Linked DNA regions of Homo sapiens: regions 1 and 2 are each linked to region 3. A link is a loop called in an ENCODE intact Hi-C map of the cell type or tissue named here. Cell type or tissue: PC-3. All regions are shown on one strand.

Region 1 (5,000 bases), 91 kb after region 3:
CACAATATAATGTAGTTTTATAACTAAAGTAATTTTACTACAACCTATTTGTTGATATTCATGTTCAACAATTTTTTAAAAAGCATAGAAATATGCTATCCTGGTTTTTTAGAAAAGGTTTATTAGACATTCAGTTTCATGAGGAAATTGATAGGAAAATTTTCCAAGTTTTGATTCATTGTAATTTTGACTAATTGCTCTCTTGCTGTGAAGATGTGAAAATCTCCAGCTTTACTCACCTCAGCATTGGGGTGAATTAATATGCTTATATTTAGATGGTTCTACATTCTACAATCTGATTTTTTAGAGGGATATATGAGCCATTTGAGACCATAATTTTTTTCTGACAAAAAATAATTGACAAATTCCTTTAGTATCATGGATTAACTTCTAGAAATTATTAAGAACACCCCCCTCATAACCCCCCTGAAGCTCATAGAGTTTTGCTAAAGAGCAAGAAATTATTGAGACATATGCAGTGGTCAGCTCAGTTTCCTTCTCCCCCACCCACTTGATGGCAGGCAGGGTGCTCCTAATCAGACCTTACAGTATATATCTAGTAAGAGCCAATCAGATGACTTATTTGATGACTCTGTGAGCCTGTCATGTAATAAAGCTGATTCCTTTTCTCCTACCAGAAAACATGACTGAAACTGATGGCTTAGAGCTAAGTGAAAAACATATTAAACATGTATGAACCATTTGGGGCAAATTCCGTTTGATCCTGATGTATCATTATAACTTGAATTTTCTATCATCTTTGTTAAAGATTTATGATTTAATGACTTAAAGCCAATCTTAGTATGTCAATAAAATATGAAACTTTAATAATCAACAACAACAACAGTAACAAAAAACCTATTTACTTCTATTTTACTTGGATAAAACAAGGTGTAAAGGTCCCAGGTGATGGCAGTGTGGTCCCACATGTCCTGGCCAGGAGATATCAGGATGGGGATAGAGGTCGGGAATCTGGGCAGACCCCTGAAGCTGGTGGAAGTTGAAAAATGGATGGACAAAGGAGAAGCCAAGTAGAGGGAACCATGGAGCCAAGTGTCCAGAAAGCAGAGCCAGGATAAGGAGATGATCTGAGGATCTGTAAGTTTCATATTATCAAGCCAGTCATGATTGGAACATGAGATAAAAGCAAGTCTAAATGAGAAGGCACTAGTGTCAGAGAGAAAAGCCAGCAGTTTTCAGGGTACTGCTGCAGAGCCGTGTAAGTGGTGGGGCCAGGACAGTGCTAAGAATCTGTGACAGAGCTGGGACTCAAAACCAGGATCCAGGGCTGGACACTTGAGGGTCAACAGGGCCAGGGCTGAACCCACAAAAAGAATGCTTGTAAGGCTGTGTGTCTGAACTACTGGATATACTCCCAATATTTTCTCTAGCCCTTAGTAACCTGTCACCCTGAGACAGGACATGCAGGCCAGGGCTGAGCAGACATGTGAGGGCTTAATAGGGATGACTTCTGCGTTTAGAAAATTAGGAGACAAAGATAGAGACAGGCCAAGTGTAGAGGGATAATCTCAAAGACCACATCTGAGAAATGAGGCCCCTTTTTATAGATTTTGCTTTTCTTTAAAAGTATAAATCCTTTTCTTAAAAAGTGTAAATCTTGTCAGCTTCAAGGAAGAAACCTACTACCATTAACCTTTTCAGTTTTCCTCCCAGTTACAATCCAAGCAAAGCCAATTCACAGCGAAGCTGAGAAGTTTAGAAAGTTTGCCTTCTGTCTTATTCTCTCATTTTTGCAGCATTTTCTTCTCTCTGGTATAGTTATTTAATATATCCTGGTTGCTTCACCTCCCCGCCTCAAAACAGAGTAGGAGTTAAAAGCCATACTGTATGCTTTTGATTGAATAAGTGGCTATAATCTACTGCAGTGTAGTCTTAATGTGTTACCTCAAACGTAAGTTTTATTTTCAACAGGGTAGGCTTTTTTTTTCTAATTGCTTAAAGATATGAACCTTACCCTTAAGAAGGGGAAGTGGAATGAACCATATGAGTCAGTCAAAGATAGTCCACAGGAGGCCAGTCCGACCAAATCACATGTTAGACATACACTCTTGGAAACTGAAGAAAGCACGGAGAAAGCCATGACCTATTTTTTATTTTGTTGGAACTTGAAAGTTTTTTTTTAAATGAAAGTACTAAAGAACTCCAAAAATACATAGTAATGATAAAACAATCATATATCTATTATCAGGAAGCATAAAAATCATACAATAATCTAGTCCAGAGAGCATCATTACTTTGTCATCATTACTAAGTATTCCTTTTATAAGTAAATGTCAGTTCCTGCAACATTAGATAATTGTAGTTTAGAAATGAGTAATCTAATTTATTGGCCATGGCAGAGATTCAGCTCTTTGAAAAAGCATAGTCATTTTTAACCTTCTCATTGTTTATTGTTATGCATCTGACAATGGGATTTAATTTTTAGATATTTAAGCCTTTTCCTTATGCAACAATACCCCAAAGGCAGTCATTTCTGATGGTATTTGGAATCCCAAATCTTAATTCTTTTCCAGGAACAATGGAAATAAACAACCGATTTTAGGTGTTTCCCTATTTCCTTATTAAATAAAACCTTTTCACTTTGGCAGGCCTGCACTCTCTCTGTGAATGCTGGTTTATTTCCCCATTAATTGTCTTTCTAATTTTAATTAAACAGCCTTAAAGTGGCAGCAAAAGACACCTTTAATGTTTGTTAGTTCTGTTACTCTAGAAAGAAAAGAAGGTTTAATGTATTGCTTTAAATTCAACACACACACATACTTCTGATTGGGTAACACTAGGCTTTAAAGTACTTAAACCGAAAAGTAATTTCAAAATAAACATTCCTTTACTCTTTGGACTATTTGAAAATAAGCTGCCAGCATGACTGCCAAATGTCCCCTCTGAGTCTACATGTACATAAAAATATTTACCAAACCGTTGAGTCCACATCTCTATGAGGACAACATGCCATTTCTGATATGAGCTCTGGGGACTTAATGGCAGATATTTAGTTCTCAGCTGTCTTTAGCACATCCAATCCAATATAGTTGCGTATTACTTCTGTCTTTGGAGACAACCTAAATGATCTTACATTGTTAGAAATCTGTATCATTTAGATAAATAAATTTCAGATGTCACCTTTTTTCTTGGTGCCATTATGGTTATTTATAGTCCCAAATGAATTGTTGCAAATATACATTATAACTTTTATAATACATAAATTACAGTACATACATCTCTAAACTGGCTTGAGGTTAATTTTTAAATTGAATCTAGCAATGTGTGAATTTTCAAAATAGATTTAATGTTTTACATGAAAATTTGTTTAACTGCTAAGTTCATTTTTAATTCATTAGTGTGCTTGATATACTATCTTTAGAGGCAATTATTTTAACGACAAATTACATTAAATCAACAAATAATTTTTTTAAGCATCAGGGATTTCCTCTTTAACACTTTTATTGATTTATAATTAAGCCTATCAAAAAGACATTTGTTAAATGAGACTACAAGAACTCACAGATCCCATTTCTGAGTATAACATATTCATTTCATATTGACCTGCTTTCTTGTTCTCAAAAATTGTTTTTGCCCAACTTTGCTTAGAGGATTGCTTTTTATCACAAGCTATACTTAGGCTGTCATATTGAAAGAATATTTTAAATGCCACATTTAAAGTGACAAAGTTGGCAAGCCCAGAAAGAAACAATAGTGCTAAGAGCAAACAGATGTCTGTATCTGGGTGAGAGCTTTTCTCTCTAGAGGCAAATAAAATAGATAATAACCCTAAGTTGCCAGAATTTGACATGGTGAGCCAAAACCTATCAGGAGACAGTGAAATTAATTTATACAAGTCAGAAAGTAGTTTTTGAATGTATGGCAAACGCTTTGGTTTTGACTTTAAATGCCTATTCTGATCACTTTCAGATTGTTTCTGGCACACTCTAGATAGAAATTGTTCCAGCTAATCAGACCATTAGCAACTGGGTCAACCTTCTGAATCATACATCTTTGGAACTGCTTGTATTCATTTAGTTTGTCACATGCATTCTGTTTGTGATTTATTGAGCATTTTTTTGGTAAGAGCTCGATAGTTTTTAAGAGGCACTGTGTCATTTCTCAAAAGAATTATACTTCATGAGCACTAGCACAAGCTTCCCCAATTATGTGCTTTTAGCATATCCCCAAATTGGACTCTGACTGCATTTTTTTTTTCAGCAAAAGTACATACTTCATTTTTTTTTTTTTTTTTTTTTTTTTAGACGGAGTATCCCTCTATTGCCCAGGCTGGAGTGTAGTGGCTCAATCTTGGCTCACTGCAACCTCTACCTCCTGGGTTCAAGCGCTTCTCCTGCCTCAGCCTTCCTAGTAGCTGGGACTACAGGCACATGTCACCATGTCCAACTAGTTGTTTTTTGTTTTTTTGTACATTTTTTGTAGAGACGGGGTTTCACCATATTGGCCGGGCTAGTCTTGAACTCCTGACCTTGTGATCCACCTGCCTTGGCCTCCCAAAGTGTTGGGATTACAGGCATAAGCCACCGCACCCAGCCACATACCTCATTTCTCCAAGAACCCTCCTTTTCTGAGCTTCTTAACATCCACAGTCATTCCCTTCTATAGAATATACAGAAATGAGGTTAGCATTGCTTCAGGCAACCAGTCATTGCAAATAGCGTTCCTACCCCTTAGTATTATGTATACTGAAACAGAAAAGCAAGCATAAAATTTCATAAACATAAAAAGGGAACACTGCCTAAAACACACATTAATAAGTAATGTACTTAAAATATTCTGTGTGATTTTTATATTTGAGGGGTTTTTTTTTGTTTAAAATTTCTTTCTCAATGAAAACTAGTCAAATTAAAAAAGGAACGAACTAACTCAAACTTAGAAAAAAAATCTTATGAGAGTTTTCTCGTTCACATTCTGCTTTCAGAGGATGCTATAAATTTCACCTCTGCCTCTGTTCCAGAGGTATTTGGGGGATTGCAGTA
Region 2 (5,000 bases), 350 kb after region 3:
AGGGCAAGAGTCCTGTCTCAAAAAAAAAAAGAAAAAAGAAAAAATTCATTCCTTTGACAAATATTGACAGAGGACTTTTTGCCAAGAACTATGATTCACGTCAGGAATGTACACATAAGGTAGGCAGGTACAATCCCTGCTTACTTTTTAGAGAGGAAAAATGATGATGGTGATAATGACAATGATTTCTCAATTATTTACTAATGCAACAGATATTCATTGAGTGCATAATATCTGCCTCTACTGGACCCTTGAAATATAGGGTCTTTCATGGAGCTTAAATTATAGTGGGAAAGAGATATCATCAATAAAAACAGATAAATATATACAAAAAATTTTAAATACTGTGGAGATAGATTAAGCAGGGCAATGGGACAGGGAATGGAATACTAGGGGGCCTGGCCTGAGTTTATGAAGCATAGTCAGGGAAGCCCTCCCTAAAGGAAGGAAAAGAGAAGAAGGTGCAATTAGCAAGGGAGGAATGTTCTACCACCCAGATGCAGTGTTGATTAAAATAGCACTAATAATAGTTAATATGCATTGATATTTTATTATGTACTAGGACAGGTTCTACACACTTTGCTTGTTTTCGTGTGTTAATTCTTTATGACAAACAACCCTATCAGGTAAATAGTAAGCTCACTTTCTAGATGAGAAAACTGAGTTTTAGAGAAGTCACATTATTTTCAGAGTCCCTAATTCATAATATTTAGAGTCACAATTTGAATGCAAGCAGATAAAATTCCTTTTAAAAATAAGTAAACAACAACAAAGGACAAACTTTAATGACTGGATAAATACTATGAATAAAACAAATAAAGGTCCAGAAATAACGAGGGAACCACTTAAGATAAGGTCAACGGGAAAGACTTCTATGAGAAGAACACACTTCACCTGAAAACTGGAGGATAAAGAGGATGGTTCAGAGACAGACCTGGGCAAGGCAAACCAGGGAAGAGTGAGGAGCGTGTGTCTACATCCTGCAGCCAGAAGAAGCCAGGCAGGTTGCAGGAGCTTCAAGAAATCAGGACCCTGGAGCCCAGAGAATGGAGAGAAGCATTCTGAGAGATGAAGGCAGAGAAATGAGCAAGAGGCATGTTATGTCAGCCTAATCGAGTCTGGATTTCATCATAAACCATTGGGAAGCCATTTTTTAAGGACATTATCTGGTTTTCCTTTTAAAGAATATCACTTTTGCTTCTGTGTGGTAAAGGAACTAGATTTTCCTGGACAGTTGATAGAAAATGTGTTATTGGGGCATTTTTATGACTCACTGTTTAACTAACAACATAAAGACAGACAAGGTACAGTAAACAGCCCTCAAGGTATGTACAGGTCATACATGATATATAAATCTTGGTGTCCAATGTTTACTTATAAATAAAGCAAAGTTTTTTAAAAAAACTTCCCTGCTGTGCTCATTTCATTTTGTTAAATAGACCCCTCATGCAAAAGGTGTATTTGGCCTGTGTTCCCTAGGATTTCTGGATCCTTGCTGTCATAAATTTACTGAGTGAGGAAGAGAATATGTTCCTTTTCCCTTGTGACCTTCATTCTATAATGTTATCATTTATCTAACAATAGAAGGTCATTAGAATGCTAGTTACGGTTTGCTTGGACTTGACATATCCAAATGCCTTTTAGCCACACATTAGATGTACGATTCTCTGTGAGAAGAGGTTGTTGACAGAAGACTTTTCTGGATCTGTGCAAACAAACTCCACCTCTGTCTGTTTTTGCAGGAATGTTCAATGTTTTATAGCACACTGTGGTTTCGCATTTAGGATCAAATTTGGAATGGAACCGCTTTCTGTTCAGTAAAGCAGAACTAAAATGTTACAACTGTGAAGATTCATATCCTTTGGAAGAGAGCTGCCCTGTCATGAGCACCACCAAGTGGCCTGTACAGCTCCTACAGTCTCCCAAGATGTTACTTGATTGAAAGGTTCTAATCCAAAAACTTGACCAGCTGTTTTATACAGAGTACCTGTTTTTAAGCATACCTTTCAATGACTCAGAGAATCCATTTGTTAGACTTCCACAAAATTTAACCAAAAAATAAGAATTGCTGCTGCCATCTGAAATCCCAAATGTGGGGCCTAAAAAATGCTGTTGGATGCACTACACTATATTATCACACGTGTATACATTGATATAAGGGAACTAAAAATAAGCCAAAAACTTGAGGGCATCTCTGCCTCCATGGATGCAAGCTGGCCCCATTTCACACAGCTGTAGAAATAAATTGCTCTCTGTTCCTGAGATGCAACCCAACTTTACTGAGCAGCTGTAACCTAGGAACAGGAAGGAGATGAATTGCCACTATTCTTACTTTCACATTAAAACATTTCTCATCTCCTATGTGTACAAACACGAGGCTGAAAGATTTTTCACATTGACAACTTGCCTGATTTTTTTTTTTAACTATACAAAAACTAGGTTAGGTACAACACTAGAAAATGTGACCTCTGCCTTTGAGAAGATGAGACTCAAAGGACAATGCTACCACGTCATCATTCCCTTCTCTGGTTACAAATGCAAAATGTGTGCTGTGGGGAAGAGGAGAGGGCTGCTGGATGGCCTTTGGTGAGAAGAGTAAGCTGAAAGTGATACTTCAAAGAACGTCTTCCAGAGCCTCCATCCCTAGCCCTGTCCATCCAAGTCATGGCTCACTCCCATTCTGACAAACAAAAAACAAATTATAATTGGTCAAGATCTGTTCAATATTTTAGGAATTTTAACTTACTTTAGGGTCAAAGAATGTTGACTGGAAATCATTTCTGTAAGTAATAAACAAAGGATTACGATTTCATGAAGCAATTAGTAACAAATGCCATTAGAGTAGAAGAAGCCTGTCATAACGCACTTGAAAGGTATTTAAGAGTCAGAAGTATCACTATTGTTTTTAAAAATACACTTGACAAGCCTTAAAATTTTTTACAAAAGAAAAATATACATACGTAGTCAGTTTAAACAGATTTCTAAATAGACAGTGATTAAAAGTTGCATAAAAATATATATACATAGTCAGTTTAAACAGATTTCTGAATAGGCGGTGATTAAAAGTTGCATAAGCCCTCAGGTAAAGAACTGGAGACCTGACAGGTGCCCAATTTGCCTGAGGACACAGAGCAAGGAAGCAGTAAAGTCCTGTGATGCCACCTTTGCATTCATGTGGTATTCTGCAGTTTACAAAATGCTTTCAGGTCCTTTTGTCCCCTTCATTTGAACCTTACAAAAATGCTGTAATGTAGAGTGCACATCATCCCTTTAAAGTTAGAGACTGTGATTATGCTCTCAGAAAGAGTAAAGATTTGGTAGTGGCTGAGTGGCTGAGGGCTAGAACCAGGCCAGGGTTACCTCATTCTGCAATAATTTGCATTGACTTTATAGTTTTCAACACACTATAGTGTTTCATTTATTTCTCCCATATGGGTAAAGCAAACATCTTTCCTAATTAACAAGTAAAGAAATTGGCCATACAGAGAGAAAGCAATTGGCCCAAGGTGCAGAATAGTTGGAGCTAGGAGTAGAACCATATCTCCTGAATCCTCACTTGCTTTCTTCCTACTATTCTCTACTGCCACCTTCGAGATCCTAAGTCATCTATTGCAAGACTCAAAGCTGAAGTCAGACTTTAAAGCTAGACTTTAGGCCAGGCACGGTGGCTCATGCCTGTAATGCCAGCACTTTGGGAGGCCAAGGCAGGCAGATCACCTGAGGCCAGGAGTTCAAGGCCAGCTTGGCCAACAGGGTGAAACCCCGTCTCTACTAAAAATACAAAAAATTAACGAGGTGTGGTGGCAGGGGCCTGTAATCCCAGCTACCAGGGGGCTGAGGCAGGATAGTCGCCTGAATCTGGGAGGCGGAGGTTGCAATGAGCCGAGATCACGCCATTACACTCCAGCCTGGGCAACGAGAGCAAAATTCCTTCTCAAAAAATAAATAAATAAATAAATAAATACAAAAAATCAGCCAGGCATGGTGGCGTGTGACTGTAGTTCCAGCTACTCGGGAAGCTGAGGCAGGAGAATCACTTGAACCCAGGAGGCAGAGGTTGCAGTGAGCCAAGATCACACCACTGCACTCCAGCCTGGGTGACAGAGTGAGACTTTGTCAAAAAAAAAAAAAAAAAAAAAAAAAAAGGCAGACTTTAAAGAAAAAATGTCTATAAGATTAGTTGGAAAGCAATAAAGAAGGGAGAGGTGGGGATTTCTAAAACTGTATCCATGAACTTAGACAACTGCCACACATCGTGTTAGTCACAAATATTGAACTAAGAAAAAATATGTTGCCCTATAAAATGGCAATGTATCAGAAGATTTTATATCTAGTAGCAAAATGACTTAAGAGAGATAAAAATTCCAGAACTACTTCTTCACAACTGCTGAATGGTCAGTTCTGAAGGTGAGATTTGCACTTTCATATAAGGCAAAGTGTGATGGGTAATCTCGGGCAGCCCTGGACGTGGAAAGAACCTTCAGTGTGAAGCAAACTGCTGAGATCCATGATCACAAAGCTCTTGTAGAAACACATGTCAGAAAACCTGGTTCCAGCTCGATTCTGCTACCTGGGAGTTAATCAATTACTCTCTACATCATATTGTAAAATGATATAAATGATCATAACAGTTACTTCCTTTACGCCAAACAAACCGCTTGCTTACATTCTGTCCAACATTCTTCACACAACCCCATAATGTAAGTATTATACTCATTCCCATTTGACTAACCCAATACCTAGAGAAGTTGTTATACTCAGAGGCATTGTGGTCTGATTCTAAAGGTAATTCCTTTAACCTGCCTTACTGGAAAGTAATTTGTTTTCCTTGGTAAAGTAATAAACTAGTATTCTGGTTTTACATATTTGTCTTTCATGAGTTCTGTTTGTGAATCAGTCCCCTCAAACCCAGCTTCAAGGATAATGCCAAATTTCTGACATTGCAGAGCTGAAGACTACATCCCAAAGCACAGTAACAGTGAAACTTACGTTAAATGGCC
Region 3 (5,000 bases):
TAAATACAGTAGCTGTATTTAGCATATTATATTTCCCATATTGACATTACAACAATTGGCAAAACTGCATACATTGTGAAGCATGAGCTAAGAAAACTAACCACGGTAATTTCCCAAAGCTAGATTTGTAAAGGGCATGTAAGTGATGTTTGATAAAATAAATACCAACCTGCAAAGTCAATTGTGTGACAACAAACTTTGGAACTTTCTAATTCTCTTTAAATTGATCTATAAATTTGCAATAGGCACTGATCTGTAAAGTGAAAAAAATGAATATAAAAAGTTTATCTCTTCAGCCTTAAGAAATATTCAACTCTACAATTTGTTGCTAAAAACCAAACATTTGCTAGACACCATATTAAGGTTCAAGGTTTATAAAGGAAGCAATACATCAGATAATATATATACCTTCCATGAGAAGAATAAGAAAAAAGCAAGAATGCCAGAATTTAATTTAGCATTATTCTCCATTCTATACCTATTGGGATGCTCTTAGGACATATCTAAAGACCAGTGGTCTCTCTGTTACCTTGAACTCTCCTCTCTAAATGCTCTGCTTATTCAAGCCTTTGTTAAAGCATAGGTGGTAAATTCTGCCTATTTTAGGAAGGAGTAGACTGGTCTAGGTGTGCTTGAGGCGGCATTTATTATTCCCTGGCTTTCTGCTTCTGGGATATGGCAAACACTAAAATATTGTTAACCAATCAAAATTCAAGGACTAAAATTCATGACCCTCAAGTATTCCAAATTAGATTTATCATGATTCTTGATTCATCATACATTTCATCATTGGTTCACGAGACTCACTGGAAGTTCTTCCTCAGGTGAAACCCTACAGTCCCCAGCAACTTAGGGAGTCTGGTCACCCTAAGTCATATCCTTCATTTTTAAAAATTTAACCTTAGAGGCTGGGTGTGGGGGCTCACGCCTGTAATCCCAGCACTTTGGGAGGTCAAAGTGGGGGTGATCACCTGAGGTCGGGAGTTCGAGACCAGCCTGACCAACATGGAGAAACCCTATCTCTACTAAAAATACAACATTAGCCAGGTGTGGTGGCATATGCCTGTAATTTCAGCTGCTTGGGAGGCTGACTCAGAAGACTCACTTGAACCCAGCAAGCGGAGGTTGCGGTGAGCCCAGATCGCGGCATTGCACTCCAGCTTGGGCAACAAGAGCGAAACTCTGTCACACACACACACACACACAAAACAAAATAACAACAACAAAAAGAAACAAAACAAAAAAACAGAAAAAGAAAAAGAAAAAAAATTAAGCTTAGCGTCAATAGCTACCATTTCATTCATAGTATTACTGGGTTCTCAATACATGTCACATTCTCTTCTTTGTCTCTTTTTTTTCCTTATTTTGGAGAACAGGATCTTGCTATATTGTCCAGGCAAGTCTCAAACTCCTGGGCTCCAGCTATCTTCCTACCCCTCCCTCCATAAGAGCTAAGATTACAGGCATGAGCCACCACACCTGGCACATGTCACATTCTCTTCTAACACTTCAGGTAGATACTATTGTTAACCCCACTTTACTAAATAAAGAAACTGAGCACTGAGATTCTAAGTAACTGGCCACAGTTTTCACAGTTAGGGTAGATTCCAGAATCCACATTTTAAAGCACTTTGAGCTGGGGCCTGGAAACAAATTAAATAAAACATCAGTGTATTCATTAATGTGTCTGCTTGTTTTCACTGGCAAAACAAACATGTATGTTGCAGCTGGCATTGTTGGATTGAAATAGAATAGTATATTTCTAATGTTAACAGAGTTTTCGTGTAGCTATCATTTTAAATGATGTGACCATGTTTAAACTGTCCTTATTTGAATAATGTAGCCCATTGCAAAATTGTAATAAATAGTATGTTTTTTTCAGCTACCTTATAGAGCAAAGAAGTAGCTTATTGGAAACACATATTCTAGCCTTTAAGATTAATCCGTATTATTTTAGGATTGGGGCTTTAGAAGAAAGTATAATATTTTCATGACATTAGGACTAGTTCTAATTTTATAGCTTGAATCTCATTTGCCTTTGCCCTGTTAAAGATCATTATCTTTTTTTCTTTAAATGTACTTACACCTATGTTGAGACCATTTGTGATCCTGTACTTCTTCCTGTGATGGTTTATTTAATGCCCATCCGTTTCAGTAGACTGTAAGCTCCTCAGGGAAAGGATCCTATTTGTTGTGCTCAGCATTTTATTATCAGTGCCTGACACAGAGTCTGGTATATAGTGGGCACCCAATAAATATTTGTTGAATAAAATAATGCCTGAGGAACTGAATTAATAGACAAACATAAAGAAGTTTTAAAAGCCTTGAGTCAGAAGTGAAAAAATATAGCTGCCGAGAATTAAAAAAAACGACTTTAAAGTTTTAGAAGTATAAATTAATGCAATAAAATGATTTGGAATGTAAAATTAATGTTATTTTATTATTGCAGTTAACATTTATTGGGTACTTACTATGTGCCAAATACTGCGCTAAATGTGTTTTTAAAAATTTAATCCTAATAAAAATAATCTATGAAGCAGGTGCTATTATTGGCCACAGTTTTACATACGAGGAAATGAACCTTTGAGTGGTTAAGCAACTTTATTATGATCTCTCTGCCAGCAAGTAGTGGAACTGAGATAGCTATGCTAATACCAAGTGCTTCCACAGAACTCTGTACTTCCCTCATTATACTCCTCAAACTTCTTTGTAATTGTTTGTCCGGTATCTGTCCTCCCCACTCTATGAAGGCACAGTGTGGGCCTATTAGATTTCACATTTTATTCTCAGAACCAAACAAAATACCTGGTATCCAATGGTAGTAGCTCAAGAATATTTGTCAAACAATATTTGCCAAATGAAGTCAGAGAATAAATAAGCTTATGAAACAAGACTTTAAAATTATGGAGAAAAATAAAAGATTGCTAACATTCTTCAAGGGTTACAACATAGATGCCTATTCCCTGAGATGATTACCCACAGTTGGCTTTTAAAGAGACTGCAGCTAGAAAGTACACAGAATGATACATATATTTGGCACAGAAGCCAGACTCTCCAAGTAAAGCAGCCAAGGGCTCTACATTGTTGGAAGCTGTGCCTCATGAAGGGAAGTAACTCTTTGGCAAAATCTAGAAATGACAACTAGAGATTTTGAATTAATACTTCATAAGAGTGAGGATGACCTTGGCATGAGGACATTATTAAATAAACTATCATTGTAGTGGGATGTTTCTCTCCACCTTCTTTATTCCCCATGGAACTGCTCCCAACCCAAATAAGAACAAACAAAGGACGTAGTACAGCTGCTATCAACTGTACCGATCCCACCCTTTTGTAACAGAGCACAGCCTAGGGCACATGATGCTTAATTTAGAGAGAATTCAAGTTAGAAGCAGATGAGAACTAACAGTTATATCAGATGGAACTGCTTAATATATTCAGGAACACTTAATATACTTAATCAAGTGAAAATTGGCACTGCGGGTTTTTTGTACAGATCACTTATAAGTAGGTTTATCTGGAGGAAGATTAACCAGGGCATGATGGTGAGTGGATGGATGGATGGGTGGGTGAATGGATGCAGGTAATGACAACAGATAATAGAAAGGAAGGCATTTACCAAGAAAACAAAGAATAAATAATACAATTGAATAATCCTTTCTTCAAATACATTTTAAAGTAGGAGTAAAGATGACTATATGTTTGACATATAAAAAAAGAAATTTCTAGTGTTTTTTAAAATGGTATATTGGAGAGGAGCACAATTTAGTCAGTATGACAATGACTTTGGCTTTAGACATAAGTTAGCATATAGCAAAGATCTAAGAGAACAGGTGGAGTTATAAGATTAGAAGGTTCATGAGTGATCAGGAATAAAGACCAAGATTTGGGGATCATTAACATTGACATGGTCACTGAAGCCATCAGCATAGATAAATTTGCCAAGAGAAGAGAGCAACAAGACCAGTAAGCTTTAGAAATACCCACAGAAAAGAGACAAGAGGATAAGTTATAATTAGAGGAGTGGTCAGTGTTGGTCGGAAAGTTTGTTGTTCAGGATGATGGAAGCCAAATTATGGAAGAGTTTCAAGAAGGGCAAGAGTTAAACTTGTGTAATATGACCAAGGAATCAAGAGGGAGAAGATTAAGGAAAGACATTTGAATTCGTCTAAAAGGAAAGTCCCTGACGTGCAGAATATTGGCATATGGAAAGCAGCCAAAAAGCAGATTAAACAGTGAGAAAGTTAAAGGAGGTGGTAAGCATACACTACTTATTTTAAGGACTTTGGGTATAAAAGAAAGGAAAGAAGTATAATGGTGGGAAATGTTAAGGGCATTAGGTTAACAAAATAAAAGGATACTGATATAATAAAGAAGAATCTAATCTTCTTGAGTTAGAAACTACTCCCTCATAGTAAATTAGTAGCTGTGGGAGGCTCAGAAACTCTGTGAGGGCACTAGAGTATTGTTCCCTGCAGTGTAGTTGCGGTGCCTCACAAACCATAGAGGCTATTAATCATAGCTTTAGGAAAACCACTTCCTGTCACATTGGAGAGACTCGATAGGAAATAAAGAGACCATTATATGAGACAGAAGCAGCAGTGTCTGCTTTTCTAGAAGGAATATATATTTAAAGATAACTGTCAAATCAATTTGCAGAAAGTTAATCTGCTGTTAGATTTTAAGCCACTGGGCCATTCCTGTATCGTCGTTATGCCTCAGTTTCTTCATTTGAAAAATAAGGAGTTTATCTTAGTCTATTCTGTGTTGCTATAATGGACTACCTGAGGCTAATTTATAAAGGAAAGAAGATTATTTTCCTTATAGTTCTACAAACTGTATTAGAAGCATGGCACTGGCATCTGCATCTGGTACAGACCTCAGATTCCGTCCACTCATTGTGGAAGGTGAAGGGGAGCCTGAGTGCAAGAAATCACATGGTGAGAGAGACAACAAGAGAAGAAGGGAGGTACCATGCTCTTTTTTAACAACCAACTCTC

What was found. A loop is a pair of places that touch in the nucleus more often than their neighbours do. Peaks named below come from ENCODE experiments on the same cell type or tissue, not always from the same donor. Only the 100,000 strongest peaks of a DNase experiment are listed, where the experiment ranks them.
Region 1: a loop joins it to region 3, with 3 times the contacts of the local background. A loop is called at or near these places in 1 of 110 quality-filtered maps.
Region 2: it touches region 3 in a loop (9-fold over the local background); 1 of 110 quality-filtered maps calls a loop at or near these places.

The regions. Positions count from the first base shown.
Region 1 is chr7:17,182,871-17,187,870 of GRCh38, reverse strand. All of the region lies in intron 1 of LOC107986772 (a long non-coding RNA gene), which reads right to left. The region is part of intron 6 of LOC101927609 (a long non-coding RNA gene); the gene reads left to right. Among named protein-coding and RNA genes, the nearest start is that of AHR, 110 kb to the left of the region's middle. RefSeq lists an enhancer at 1,880-1,949. In PC-3, no CTCF peak of the experiment used is centred here; DNase peaks (open chromatin) are centred at 2,040 and 2,330; H3K27ac peaks cover 2,050 bases.
Region 2 is chr7:16,923,361-16,928,360 of GRCh38, reverse strand. No RefSeq gene overlaps it. Among named protein-coding and RNA genes, the nearest start is that of AGR3, 44 kb to the right of the region's middle. In PC-3, CTCF peaks have their summits at 1,696 and 1,895 (motif pointing left); DNase peaks (open chromatin) are centred at 90, 1,290, 1,830 and 4,930; H3K4me3 peaks cover 1,194 bases; H3K27ac peaks cover 3,568 bases.
Region 3 is chr7:17,274,251-17,279,250 of GRCh38, reverse strand. All of the region lies in intron 5 of LOC101927609 (a long non-coding RNA gene), which reads left to right. Among named protein-coding and RNA genes, the nearest start is that of AHR, 22 kb to the left of the region's middle. In PC-3, no CTCF peak of the experiment used is centred here; DNase peaks (open chromatin) are centred at 2,940 and 4,490; H3K4me3 peaks cover 1,565 bases; H3K27ac peaks cover 3,147 bases.